Linked DNA regions of Homo sapiens: region 2 is linked to region 1. A link is a loop called in an ENCODE intact Hi-C map of the cell type or tissue named here. Cell type or tissue: prostate gland. All regions are shown on one strand. Links, peaks and the distances in the headings refer to the core of each region. The heading gives the core; the rest is flanking DNA.

Evidence for each region. A loop is a pair of places that touch in the nucleus more often than their neighbours do. Peaks named below come from ENCODE experiments on the same cell type or tissue, not always from the same donor. Only the 100,000 strongest peaks of a DNase experiment are listed, where the experiment ranks them.
Region 2: it touches region 1 in a loop (3-fold over the local background); 2 of 110 quality-filtered maps call a loop at or near these places.

Annotation. Positions count from the first base shown.
Region 1 is chr22:47,288,621-47,295,991 of GRCh38, forward strand. No RefSeq gene overlaps it. Among named protein-coding and RNA genes, the nearest start is that of LINC01644, 190 kb to the right of the region's middle. In prostate gland, for the core only: no CTCF peak of the experiment used is centred there; a DNase peak (open chromatin) is centred at 4,091; H3K27ac peaks cover 1,496 bases.
Region 2 is chr22:47,229,601-47,236,971 of GRCh38, forward strand. No RefSeq gene overlaps it. Among named protein-coding and RNA genes, the nearest start is that of LINC01644, 250 kb to the right of the region's middle. In prostate gland, for the core only: no CTCF peak of the experiment used is centred there; no DNase peak of the experiment used is centred there.

The sequences.
Region 1 (7,371 bases), core at 1,421-6,420:
CAGATGTACTGGATTCTAGTACATCTGATTGTAATCATTGTTATTTTTGTCTGTGTGGTTATCTTTCCCCCACACCCCCTCCCTGACAAGTGTGCACTTTCCTGACCACAGAGGTGGACCTGAGGTGCAAGCTGCATCAGCCAGAGTCCCTCTTGTGAGTCTAGTGAAGGAGGCTGGTGGGGCTGGGCCAGGTGGGGGCAGTGCCCAGAGGACAGGCCAGTGGGTGCCTCCGCCCTAACCCGGAGCTGGCCTGTCTGGTCTTTTGTCTGGGCCACTCAGCCTTGCTCTTGGGTTCTGTGACCCACCCAGTGTCTTCCAATAAATGTCCTTCTTTGCCGGGCTTAGCACTCAGCTCTGCTGCTTATGCGCATGTTTACTCCTTCCGCCCGGGAGGACTCTGCTCTGATGGCGCTCACACTCTTTGAGGGAAACAGACAACATGAGAGAGAGAGTGAGCGCACAGGCTGACCTCGTGAGGTCAAGTGTTGAATGAGGACAATCAGGGAGACTGGCAGGTGGGGGTGGAAAAGTGGGGTGGGAGGAGCACCTCCAATGGGGTGGTGAGGGAAGGTAGGGGGCAGAAGGTGCATCCAGAAATGATACCTGGAGAAGTTATTGTAACATGGGAATGTGCAGGAACAGCTCAAGGGTTAGTTGTGGAAAAGTGTGGTCATTCATGACACAAACTGATTCCTGATGTTGAGCTAACCCTCTGGGCACTGGCAGGTGAATGCTCCTGAAGGCTGTCAGGGGCAGCCCCTCATCCAGCCTGACCACCCCCGAGGCCCGAGAGGCACTCGGTGTGCTGGGGAGGGCAGCTGACTGGGCTGACTGGCCATCTGGCATGGGGTCCAGCCTTGTCCCCTGGCAAGCAGGAGATAGGGTCTGTGGCCAAGAGATCAGCTCTGGCCATGCCTGCAGGTGGCTGATGATACCCTCTGGGCTGTGGGCTGGTCTGGTGGGCTCAGGACTGGCAGAGGCTGGGCTTGGAGCTGAAGTGGGGAAGGTAGGGGGACAGGCCCATCCTCTGCCCCATGTTCCGAATTCCCTGTGTTGGGAACAGCAGGAGGCGCATGAGAGAGCAGCCCCGATGCCCCCAGGCTGTCGGGCACCCTGCTGGAATCCGGAGGTCACCCAAGCAGGAACCTGCTGTTTCTGGGTTCATGCCCCCATGTGAGAGCCACACCGTGCAGGGACCAGGAAGAGCCTGGAAGTTGTCTGACCTGGCTACCTCTGGCCAGACCCATCTGGGCCCCCCGCATGCATGAGCACATCTGGAAGGGGAGCAACAAAAACGTCAACAAGTGCAACAGCTGGAGCTAAACAAGTATGTCAATTGTATGTTGAAAGGATGCACGAGAGAAATTTTTAATACACAGCACTCAGGGAAGGAAAAGCTGTCGCTTTGCTCCATTAATTCCCACAATTAACGACAGCAAATCTGTCCCTATCTTTATCTCCAGACTTGACCAGAAAGCTATTTTCTTAAAGACGTTATTTCCCAATTACGGAAGTAAGATGTCCCCCTTACAGGTAAGTTCATAAAGTGCAGAAAAGTTTACCGGCGACGGTTCCATATTGTGAGCGTTCGTGCCAAGGCAAAGATCTTGGGAAGCACAGTAGCTGCCTTCATCACTGGCTTCTCATGAAAACCACGAGGAGGGTATTATTATTCCCCAATTTCAGATGGGAAAGCTGAGGTCCAGGTGAATTAATAACTCTCCCGGCCAGGTGCGGTGGCTCACGCCTGTAATCCCAGCACTTTGGGAGGCCGAGGTGGGCAGATCACGAGGTCAGGAGGTCAAGACCATCCTGGTTAACACGGTGAAACCCGGTCTCTACTAAAAATACAAAAAATTAGCTGGGCGTGGTGGCGGGCGCCTGTAGTCCCAGCTACTCCGGAGGCCGAGGCGGGAGAATGACACGAACCTGGTAGGCGGAGCTTGCAGTGAGCCGAGATCACACCACTGCACTCCAGCCTGGGCGACAGAGCAAGACTCCGTCTCAAAAAAAAAAAAAAAAAAAAAAAAGGAAAATAGCTCTCCCAAGGTTGCAGATTCGGTCACGGGTGGAGCCAGGAAGCAAATCCAGGCCTCATCACGACAAATCTTGATTCTGACGTGTGAAGAGAGATGGTTACTGCCAGCCACGCCAGCCTCGCCAGCCTCGGGCTAACCTGCCCCAACCCTGGAGGATCCCTTCTACTCACCCAGCACAGCTGCAGCCAGGTAGAGCCAGCCATGTGCTAATTCCAGCTCTGAGTCCAGCCAGGCTGCCTGGTGGGGGAGACCTACTTTCTCCTTAGCCCCAACGCCTGCGCCTGTGAAGCGTGGTCCACACTGGATTCATCTTCTGGGGTTGCTGTGAGAATTGCGTGAGAATAAGTGTAGGTGCCCTGGCCCCCAGAGCCGCCCCCAGCGCAGATGAGCTTTTACGGGGACGACATAGGTTTCTGTTTCTCTGTCCTTGTGGTAATACTGGCAAATAATTTTGACACACCCTATTTAATCTCAAATGAAAGATGAAGGCTGGCTGCTTCTCTGCCCACCACCTCTCCAGGACTCACCTGTGGTCCTGGAATGAGGCCGCCCTTGCTTGGGCCGCTGCCCAGCAGGCAGAGGTGCCCAGCACAGAGGCCTCTGCACACCCAGACATGGCCCAGGTTCTGATAGCCTGGCCAAGATCCACACAGCCCCCTGGGATGGGAACGACACTGGCCAAGCTGCGCGATTCCCCAGGAGGAGGAACGGGGTATTTTTTAAAATGGATACATAATAATTGTACATATCTATGGGGTGCGGAGTGATGTTTCCGCACATACAATGTGTAGTGATCAAATCGGGATGATTAGCACTTCCATCATTGAACATTTCTTTGTGTTCAGAACATTCGAAATCCTCCCTTCTAGCTTTCTGCGCACATGTCATGGTTTTGTCCGTTGCTGTCTTCCCCACAGGGGGACAGTGCATGGTGCGAGGTTTGCCTTCAGAGAAGTGAATCTCTGGGAAAACTTCCTGGAGAAGATGGCATCTGTGCTGGATCTCAGGAACCCGGGGTGACTTCAGCAGGGGACAGTGCTACGGAGAAGGTCTCCTGCAGAGGGCTGGGGAAGCCAGGGCCTAAGCTGGGGGGTCCTGGGCATGTCCAAGGCCTGGCGGGGCCCAGGGAAGGTGGCTTGTGCCCTCACAACGGAGGGCCTTGAATGCAGTGGGGGGTTCCCTCAAGTACCTTTGGCCGATCACCACTCTTGCTTTGGAGGGAAAATGCAGAGTGTGCTCGCGTGATTCTGCACGGGAAGCTTCATTTTCAGTATGGGTGATTTGGGCATGGGATGAGGACCCCGTAGGGGATCCCTTCCTTAGCCGCAGGAGAGGAGCAAGGCTAGGAGGGAGGGGCTGGAAGCAGAGAGACCTGACGCCTGGATTCAGGCATCAGGGAGGGTATGGCCAGCTCTGTTCAGAGATAGCTCACCTGGGTGAACTCGAGGCTGGTGGGGACCTTAGGAGGGACAGGAGGCCACCTTAGGGGGAGGGTGCTGTATTTGGACTGATCAATTCCTCAACCCATGAGTATTGAGTACCTCCTCTGGGCCCCATTCTGTGAGACCGGGTGTGGCCTTCTGGTTGACCCATCTCAGAAGCATTTTGCAAAGGTGGATGGATGCTCCTAGCCCCACAAGCTCTGGCCCTGGCATCTCTGTGGGTGCCAGGATGCAGAGGTGGGCTGCAGAGGCCCAGACTCTGCGGAAGTGCCCTCGCCTGTTGAGTGGAGCTGTTTCAGCCTAAGTGCCCTCCACCACTCGGAATGTGGATTAGCTCTGGAGAACTCATCTGAAATAGATATTTCTCTCCACCGCTGGAGGGATTTATTGGCAACACTAGCCATCTATTAGCATTATCTGGGGACTCTGCACTGGTGAGAATAGATACTATAAATCTTAGTTGTATAAAAACCCAGGAGCTAGAAGGCTTTAGTGGACGGCAAATAGAAAAGTCCAATGAGTTCAGACCTGTTTATTTTACTTAGAGGGAAAGAACATTCCGTACCCAGCCAGGCAGGAAATGGGTTTTGGGGACGGCCACTTAGCCCAGCTGTTGGCCCTGAAACTGTGGGAGTAATCTCTGCCTGCAATTAGAGCAGGAGGCTCAAAGGACCGTGTTTGGGAGCCAGTGATGGAGTCCTGCGGAGAAGTGAGGCCTGGAACTTCAGGCGGCGGCTGTGGGGCCTCACGGGAAGGAGACTCTGCGGGCAGGCTGTGCGCTCAGCTCTCAGCCACCCGGTGCCTCGGATGGAGAGGACTGTGTGTCCTGGTTGCCTGGGACAGTCCCATGATGCCAGTCACCCTGGCATAATTAGCCATCGCTCCCTCTTTCTCTAAGTGTTGTGGCGTGGATGAGAAATTGTGATATTTACCAGTTCCATCTCTGACTGTCCATTGCTCCGCCTGCAATGGTAGATGATTCTGCTGCCCAGCTTGTCATCCTGGTCTTGGGGGGGCTCCGAGGAGTCCTCTCTGAGCACGAGCTTTGGGAGTTGGACCCTCTCCACTCTGTCCCTAAGCAGGACCATATGAACCCCTCCCCTCTGTGGGACATAGAAGGAGCAGAGGTTCAGGGTGTGGGTGCCAGACCCAGTCCTGCTGCCTGCTAGCTGCTCACCTGTCACCTCGGGCAAGCTCTTCACTGCTCTGAGCCTTAGCTTTCTGATCTGCAAAATGGACAGGATATGAGTTCCTATGCATGACAAGCAGAATTTCTAAACATGGACCTTGTATTATCTTCTTTTGGCTGCTGTTGCAAAATACCCCAAACAACCGAAATGTATCCTCTTATAGTTTTGGAGGCCAGAAGTCGGAAATCAAGGTGTTGTCAGGGCCACGCCCCCTCCGCAGGCTCTAGGGGAGAAGCTGTTCCCTGTCCCCTTCATCTCCGGGGTTGTGGGCAGTGCGTGGTGCTCCTTGGCTTGTAGGTACATCGCTCTGATCTTGGCCTCCGTCACCACGTGGCCTTCTGCCTGTGTCTCTGTCTGTGTGTCTCTTCTTGTAAGGACATCAGTCACACTGAATGAAGGATCCACCTACTCCAGTGTGACCTCATTTTAACTAATTATATCGGCAATGACCTGTTTCCAAATGAGATCGCATTCTGAAGTTCTGGGAAGGACATGCATTTTGAGGGAACAGGTCAACCCAGTACAGCACCCTGAGGATGTTCTGTGCTAATCCCTGGAGCTGACGAAGATGAGATGTCATTCCCGGGCATATGTTCTGCTTATGCCCAGTCGACTTCATGGTAGGGAGACTAGCTGGGTGGGTCTGGTTTAATCAGGTGATGCCTTTAAAAAGCAGAGGATGTGCCCTCGTGGAAGGAGGAAGAGGAAGTCAGAGGGATTGGAAGCATGAGGTTCAATGTGCCGTTGAGAGTGTGAGGCTGGAAAAGGCCACATGGTGAGGAGTGTGACTGCCTCCAGGGGCACGGTGGCCCCAGCTGACAGCTGCCTAGGAACAGAGACCTCAGTCCAACAACTGTAAGGACTTGAGTGAGCTCAGAAGCACATTTCTCTCCAGAGCATCCAGACGGGACTCCACTGGGCTGGCACTTGCATTTTGGTCTTGGGAGAGAACCCGGCCACACCCTGCTGGACTTCTGACCTACAGAACTGGGAGCCAATAAACTGGTGGTCATTTGTTATGCATTACTCATGGGCTGGCTGGAAGGGTGATGAGTTACCTCAAGCAGAGTTGCGACCCTGGCTGGGAGCCGAGCCTGCATTATGACTGACCTCATGAGATTATTGTTGCTACAGACTCAGAGGACACCACATGGGCACCCAGAGAGTCACTTTGGGCCCATCCTGTCCTGGGTATGGACAAGAAACGCCCCTTGCTCGTGAACTTGACCCGTTTTCCTGTCTCCCCTGGATTCCTTCCTCAACACCGAACCCCGAACACTCCTTGTGTCTCCCAAAATCCAGGCTCCCCATTGCCCTAGGGGTGAAGCTCATCCCTGGACTGGCATCCTTGGTCTTCCTGAGCACCCTTCTGTTCCCATGCCCTTGTCTCTCTTGGCCCCAGTGCCCTCCATCCAGCCACAAGAAACACGGGCCCTGCCCCATAGCCTCAGCCTCCCTCTCGCTCAGCTCACCATTCCCCTCTCCAGGAGCGACCTGCCTGCAGCCTCTCTGGGCCACTGCCTCCCTTTTCGTGGTTCTCCCTCGTCTGGATGCCCCAGGGTGGCTGGAGACTGTGCCACATCCTCTTACTGCCCAGCAAGAGCCCAGGGTAGGCAGTGCCCAGAGCTTAGCCCATCCATCAGCTCTTCTGCTCTAGGACTTTGCATCTTGAGTGGTTGGGGGCAGGCGTGGAAGAAATGGGTGAGCTTTGTCTTTTCATTTATTTCCTGCACAATCCCCAAGGCCTGGGACGGTGCTTGGTCCAGGGTAGGGACACAGTGAGTCTTGGCTGAAAACAGCGTGGTTAATTTCAGCAGTGGTCCTGGGTGAGGTGGTTGAATGGCTCTTGCTGCTGGCCCCACCTCCTTGAGAGCCTCCTCAGCCCCAGATCCACTTCCTTGGCCTTACTTCTGTCCTGTGACCCAAATGTCCTTCAGTAAGCTCCTTCTTTGTTTGCAGCAGTCGGAGTTAGTTTCTGGTGATTGCAGTCGGCCCCCAGCAGATCCCCAGGAGTGAGGGCCCCATGGACCCGGCATCTGGACACAGGAATACCCGAGAAACTCGAGCTGAAAGATCAAAGACAGGAAAGGTGGGCAAAGGCCATTGAGGGACTGCCTCCCTCAGTGAGGGGCTGTGACTAGCCCAGAGCCCCCAGCTGGGAAGGAGCAGGGTCCAAAGTGAGCTCAGGGCCAGTGCCTGTGCAGCAGCTGTCCACACAGAGGGTGCCCACTGCCCGAGCGCCTGGAAGAGCGGGCTCTGCATTCGCTTTTACCCGAGACCAGAGGAGAGCCCTCGGTGGTGCTCTGTGGCTACACACCTGCATTTTGGTCACACTTTCGGGTCTTTGTGGCCTCACATCCTCTCTCTAACGTGTGCTGAGTGGCAGGGCTTGAGTGGGGGGGCCCATGGGGAGGCCCCGCTGGGTAGCAGCACTGTTCCTGTCGATAGCGGCTGGAGGGGTATTGATCCCACTCATAAGCACACAGGAGCCCACTCGGGCCCAGAGTCACATGGGGTGTTCAATACCCCTTCCCGCTAATGAGCAGCAGCTTCACCTGCTCGAAGCCTGGAGATGGGGCTCTGCTCCGTGGACGCTCTGTGCAGATCCAGCCTCACGGCTTCACAACTTCACAACTTCATAGGTCACTTCAACACCCTCCTCCTTAAAGAGCAACACAGCAGGCTGGGTGCCTTGGAGCC
Region 2 (7,371 bases), core at 980-5,979, 59 kb before region 1:
AAAATGGATAAGATGGCACTTCTTATGTGTTTTTTACAACAATAAAGATGATCACACATGTTAATATCAGCACTGATCACATCAGAAAGGCCTTTAAATATTGAGAAGCTGCTATTCACAATGGTGATCACGCATTTTCCAAAGCTCTAATTTTCACAAGAAAGTCACATTTTATTGACAACTACTGTCAGTTGTTTTCCTTGCAATGACAGGGTTACTTTATTTATTTATATATATATTTATTTATTTATTTTGTAGAGATGGAGTCTTGCTGTGTTGCCTAGGCTGGTCCTGAACGCCTGGGTTTCAACAATTCTCCTGCCTTGGCCTCGCAAAGCATTGGGATTACAGGTGTGAGCCATGGCGCCCAGCCACTTTGTTTATTTTTGAACGAAGAAAATATCTAATACCCAAATCTGTATAATCATATTTTGTCAGTTGTTCTTTCATGTACAAATTGTGTTCCATGAAAAAGGAGCTAGTCCAGCTCACCACTGAAACACGTGCACAAGAGCTTTTCCTGAAGGCAAGCATTGTGCTTCGTCTTGGAGCAGAATGCTTTCTATGTACCCCTCATCTTGACATGTAGAATGTTAAAAAGTTGTGTATTCAAGCACTGCAGTTTAACAAAATTAATAATTTTTACTGTCATCAAGGACATATTTTTTCCTCTTTTGGACAAGCATGTGGCCATGATGAGCGCCGTGACTGCCAGTGTGGCTTGCTGTCTCTGCCTTCGTTGTGTAAGTGTTGGGCCAGTTTCACCGGGCATTGCTCTGACACCGTCAATGTAAATGTCAGCACAGTGTTCCAGAATAAATCATGAGATTTTAAAAGCCATTCCACAGCCTGAATATTTCAACATCACTTGTGTTTGCTGTCAAGAAGTCACAGAAAAGACCTTCTTTGGTGATAAGTTAGTGCTGATGCCAGACCGATGCAAGTACATAGCAACTCTAGCTATGTCTAGAGTCTTCCATTTGTAAGGAAAAAGCACAATTCTGCCAACAAAATATTAACTCGATCTTCATGTTTGCAGCTCAGTATTTATTCAGTGAGTTACCATATCATTGGGAAGTGGCAATGCTGTGATTTCTTCCATTGACTTTTCAGCCAGCAGCCATGAGCGATGTCCACGTTCATGGCTATACTCTTCTCTTGGTTGTTGTACAGGCTTCTCCAGCCAGTGCGATGCGGCGACTCTGTAAGATGCTTCATTGGCTTTTTCATTTCTGCTTTGAAAAGCTGCAACAAACAATTTTTGGCTTCTAAAGCTCTCATCACATCCATGTTTAAAATATTTCATTCGTTTTTTCTTTAAACTCTGAAAGATTGCTCTCAAAGTGCTGCCGCTACTTAACTGAGAGCATAATACTCTTTGAAAATGTTCTGTTGCATAAGACACAATAAAGCAAATATCAACATCTATAAAGCCAAGGAAATAGCTCTTGTCATATTTTTGTTTTTTACTTACAGTTTCACCCAGTTTCCTTGGAGTAGATTCCTCCCTTTCATCATTTTAGCATTTTTAGACATTGATGGTGCAGATGGGGATTGAGAAAGTCTTTTGATCTTCCTTGTTAAGCCACCAACTCATCTTTAAGTATAAATAACATTATAAATAAATATTAATTTTAGAATAAAATATTAGATTTTATATGTTTTTGACAAAATTTAAACACTTGGAAAATGTTCAAAAAATAAAATACTATTGCAAAACAAGACAATAAAGAGAAACAGACTTGAGTTAAGGGAAAAGGAAAATCCTTCCAAGAACTGTTTAGAGCTGTCCCCAAATAGGGCAATTGTCCTTGGGAGGAGAGAATTGCCCATCAACAGAGGTAATCAAGTATTAGCTGGATAACAACAGGCTGGGTTACCGTGGAGGAAACTTATCACCCATTGGGAACTTGCACTCAGTAACTGAAGGTTCCCCAGCTTAGTGGTCTATATTCTGTGCCCTGCATACCCCTGCTCCCCTGAGGTCTCCAGCAGCCCCCAACCCCCACACCCCATTTTCAAATCCAGTTCCTTCCCCATGGCTTCTCACTGCTCAGCCTTTTTGCATCCTTGAGGGCTTGGCACACATGCTCCATCTTGGTGCCTCCTCCTCCCCTGGCTTCCATGACACTAAGCATCCTGGATTCTCCCACTACCCCAACCACCAAGCTCTGTCACCTCCATCTTCATCCCTCGAAGCTATAGGACTTAGTCAAGCCTGGTCCCAAGCCCTTCTCCTTGTTCCTACCCCCATTCTTCTGGGGGCCTCACTCCTTGTCTCAGCTTCGTGTTGGAGCTTTCTCTGCAGCTGCAAAGAAATGAGAGGCCATGTCTTCACAGTCACGGATTCTGAAACCCAACTGGGAGACGAAAGATGCCAGGAGGGAGAAGGGAGAGCCTTCAGAGCACACTGTGCCAACCAGAGAGAGCTGCGCTGTGATGATTACAATGCCACCTCCTCCTGAGTCCCTGCCAGTGCCATCCACGGGCCAGGGCTTTTACCTCGTTAATCCTCTCAACAACCCCAGAAGGTCATGCTCCACTATCTTTGTGGAGCTAAGAAAATGAAGATTCCAGATAGACGATGAAATGTGTCCCCCATCTCCTAGATGGAAAGAGGTAAAGCCAGGACTCCAGCCAGGGCTCTTCTCCCCTAGAGGCCTGTGCTGTTAACCTTCACGTGTCTCCTTAGGGAAATCCTCTGTTCTCCAGGTGGAGAGGCCAATGGGGGCAGAGGAGAAGGTCAGGAGGAGTTCACGGGAGGGAAACCCGGCAGTCAAGGCAGATAAGACATGGCGTGGGATCACACCTTTGGGGTCAGAATCCCATCCCACTGTTTAGTTGCTGCCCATGAGGGGTGGGTTTCATCTCTTCTCCTGTCCCTTGCATATGCAATGGGGTTTGGTGTCCCCACCTCACAGGGCTGTTGTGGGAGTTAAACAGCATGATATGTGTGAAGGAATTGCCCCCAGCTTGGCAGGGCAGGCCCACAGCTTGTGCCGTTCCCTTCTGCCTCGGAATGTTTTTCTCTCGGAACATGGTCTTCCTTTACAGGATTGGAGCACCCTGCATATAAATGACAGCCAACATGGGATTTCTCTTGCTTTAGCAGAGAGAAAAAATAGCCTTCAATTACTCAGTGTGCATTTCCATTCAAAATGCTTGGTTGCTATAGCAAAGATCATCGACCCAGAACTCGGGCACACATGCTGGATGGCAGCTTCTCCTGGGGCACGATGACAGCTCTGGTATCGACAGACCCACCGGGGGCTGTTCTGGGCCAGGGCCAGAGCTGACCAAAGAGGCTCCGTGGGCAGGCACAGTCAGAGGCTGAATCAAGAAGGGAGCCCAAGGCACTGGTCTACAGAACCACTGCATTCCTCCAACCCAGCTGCATCCTGGGGAATGGGCCCTAGGCATCTGATCTTCCTGATGCATCTACTGCCCCCAACATTTCCACTGGTGGTAGGGTAGTGATAGTCGCAGGAGGCAATCAAATGCCTCAGTAGATAGGGGTGGGTTCCTGGTGAAACCCCACCTTCAAACCAAAGGCAGTTTAAAGCCTGAAGGCCAAGCTACAAGTCTCAGATAAATCCACGGACTGGCTTGAGAACCTCTCTTCCCATTTGGCGCACTTTCCTCTGATTGATCCCCACCCTTCACCTATTTTACATATACCTACCCTTCCCTAATTGGTTTTTTACACTGTCTTGCCCACCTTTGAATGTTGCCTTTGTTTTAGCCATTTTTGAATACTCACAAACCAATCAGCACACACTCCCCCATTCTGAGCCCATAAAAAGCTCTGGACCCAGTCACACTGGGAGAGAAACCACCCAACTTTGGGTGGGGTACCATGCTCACATCCTCTCTCCACTGAGAGCTGGCTCATCACTTAATAAAACTCATCTCCACCCTTCTCAATTTTTGATTGTCAGCATAATCTCATTCTTCTTGGACATGGGACAAGAACTCAGGACCCCACCGAATGTGGGTATGAAGAAGGCAGTAACAATGTAGCCCTCTGCCCCACCATCGGTGCTTGGCAGCTGCCCCATATGATGGAAAGCAGTGGTGGGGCTGGGCCAGCCCCAGAGCCACAGGCTGGAGTGGGGCAATGGGACTGACAGAGCTGTTAACATGCCCCCATTCGTTGGGCTGCAGTGGGACTAAAAGAGCTATTAGCACCCTGTAACACCCCTCTGAGGCTTCAGGGTCATGGGCTTCCCTGCTTGGGTGCCACCGCCTTCTGCTTGTCTGGACACTAGAGTCCACCATGGGAGTTGCTTGCAACATGCCTGGTCCAGCCACAAGCCTTGTACAGGGCCCGCTCCTGTGCCAGTGCTTGGAGTGGCCAGCCAGACCCCACACTCACTCGTCCATACACCTCCTCCTGCCAGGGGCTGAGTGTGCAGTCATGGAGGCCGTGGGATCTGCACTGGAGTGCAAGCCAAGTATGGCCCAATGGGCCAAGTGGGTGGGGCACCTCCTGTGGCAAGCCTGGGGCTGAGTGAGGCCTGGGCATGGGCATCGCCAGCTGGAGGTCTCCAGCATTCAAAGTGGCCAAGAAAAATCCTGCGTCAGTAGGGGATAGGGAGGTTGGTTGCTGAACAGAGAGTGGATTCACTATTTTTCCTTAAAAGGAAGAAGTCAAAAGAACAGCTCATTCTTGTCTTTGACCTGTAGAGACTTGTAAACTAAAAAACAATTTTAATAACTGTATTAGTCTGTTCTCACACTGCTATGAAGAAATACCCAAGACTGGGTAATTTATGAAGAAAAGAGGTTTAATTGACTTACAGTTCTGCATGGCTTGGGAGGCCTCAGGAAACTTACAATCATGGCAGAAGGCACCTCTTCACAGGGCAGCAGAAGAGAGAAGTACTAAGCAAAGGGGGAAAAGCTCCTTATAAAACCATCAGATCTCATGAGAACTCACTATTTCAAGAACAGCATAAGGATGACCAGCCTCATGATTCAATTACCTCCTGCCAGGTCCCTCCCACAACACGTATGGGTTATGGGAACTACAATTCAAGATGTGATTTGGGTGGGGACACAGCCAAACCTTATCAGCAACATAAAGGTAATCTCTTATAGAATGAAAAAAAGCCCACAGGATTCATACTTTAAAAATCACTGGTTAGGAATAAAACCCCCAAATGACCATATTCATACTCACATAAATTTTTTTTTTAGGAAAAAGAAGGAGCACAAAAAATAAGCACAAAACCTAAAAAGCATAAAGCAAAGGTTTAGAAGATCAACCATATCAATTTGGGTCATAAATAAATAAGCTTAATTTTTTTACTCAGAAAAAATACTTTCAAATTGGGCTTAAAAATAATAACCTACATATACACCTATTGTCCACTGAAGCATCCACCCATCCATCCGTCTATCCAGGAATCTGACCATCTATTTACCCATCAACCCACCCATCCATCCACCCATCCATTCATCCATGAATCTGCCCATCTGTCCACCCATCACCTAGTCATCCGTCCATGCATCCATCTATGTATCCATCCATCCATCCATGTATCCATCCATCCATCCACTAACCCACCTAGCCATGAATGAATCTATTCATCCATCTATCTGTCCATCTGTCCATCTATCCATCCATTCATTCTCCCATCCTCAAATCTCTCTCCCACCTCTCCATTCGTGTATCCATCCACCCATCATATATACATGCAGGCATGCACACATCCATCCATCTATCCAATCATTACTTCATTAAACACTTTCTGAGCATCCCTTTGTGCCAAGTCCTGGGATTCAGAGATGGTTCTGCTGTGGTTTTCACCCTCGAGTCTTTCAGTGCATACTTGGTGGATACCTATTTGTAAACAGAGACATTAGCAAAATCTAGTCAGTGTAGTGGGGGGTCCAATGGAGGTCATGTCTGCTGGAGAATCAGGAGGGCTTCCCAGAAGAGGTGACTTGTGTAAGGTGAGACTTAAGAAATGATTGAATGCTGATCTGTGAACACAGGGGATGGGGACGAGGGCCTCCTTTACCAGAGGGAAGAGAATCCATGCACATTTTTGGCATGGAGTGTGGCAGGAACTGATATGGGCAGGGATAGCCAAAGACAAAACGGAAAAGGTTGAGGCTGAGAGACAGGTCCTGGGGGTCACTGAGTTTCAGGCTGAACAGCTTGCACTTCATCTCATTCACAGTGGGGACCTGATCGCATTTGCCTTTTAGAAATCTCATTGGATGGCTCACGCCTGTAATCCCAGCACTTTGGGAGGCCGAGGCAGGCGGATCACGAGGTCAGGAAATCGAGACCATCCTGGCTAACATGATGAAACCCTGCCTCTACTAAAAATACAAAAAATTAGCCTAGCATGTTGGTGGGCGCCTGTGGTCTCAGCTACTCGGGAGGCTGAGGCAGGAGAATGGCGTGAACCTGGGAGGTGGAGCTTGCAGTGAGCTGAGATCGTGCCATTGCGCTACAGCCTGGGTGACAGAGTGAGACTCCGTCTCAAAAAAAAAAAAAAAAAAAAAAAAAGAAATCTCACTGGAATAGTGACAATGTGAAATGTGAAGGATGGACTGGGGGAGGCAAATCTGGAGCCTTGGAGCTAGACAGGAGGTGGCTGCAATCATCCAGATGAGAGATGGTGGGGCCTGGGTCATGGCTTGGCAGTAAAGGTGTCAAATCCTCAGCATGTTGGGAAGACACACCTGGAAAAGCCTGGGAACATATGGGTCAGGTAGTTACTATGGAAACATCAGATGTACCAGGTTAGCGTGGAGTAGACTAAAATTGCCTTGGGTTTTATAGGCATGAAGGTGGAGCTGGGTTGCTCTAAATGAATATTGCCAGTGAGACATGTGTCACCACTTTCCTTTGAGTGACACTTTGCTCAGAGAAGGCCATTGGGTCAGGGATGAGCAGAGAGGGAGCAGCCCTTTCATTCTGAGGGCGGGATGGGAAGGCACTGAGTTCATTAAGGCTGCTTAGGTCAATTAGTCCAATGGTGCAAATGACCTCAAATTCATCTGCAATGCAGCAGTTACTTGGCAGCAGAAATGTGTGACAAGGATTGAGAGCAGAAGCATATCTAAATTCCAGCACAAGAGGATCCACTTCAAAGCACCTATTGCAAACTGCTCATCTGATGAATGAAAAAGTGGCATCAATGATACAATAATGATCATGGTAATGGTGGTGATTTAATGATGATGGTGATGGTAGTGGTGGTGATGATGATGATGTGACAATGACAATGATAGTGATGATGATAATGATGACAACGATGATAATGGGATAATGATGGTGATGATCATGGTTGATGGTGATGGTGAAGATGACAATGACAACAATGATGGTGGTGATGACAATGATATTGATGA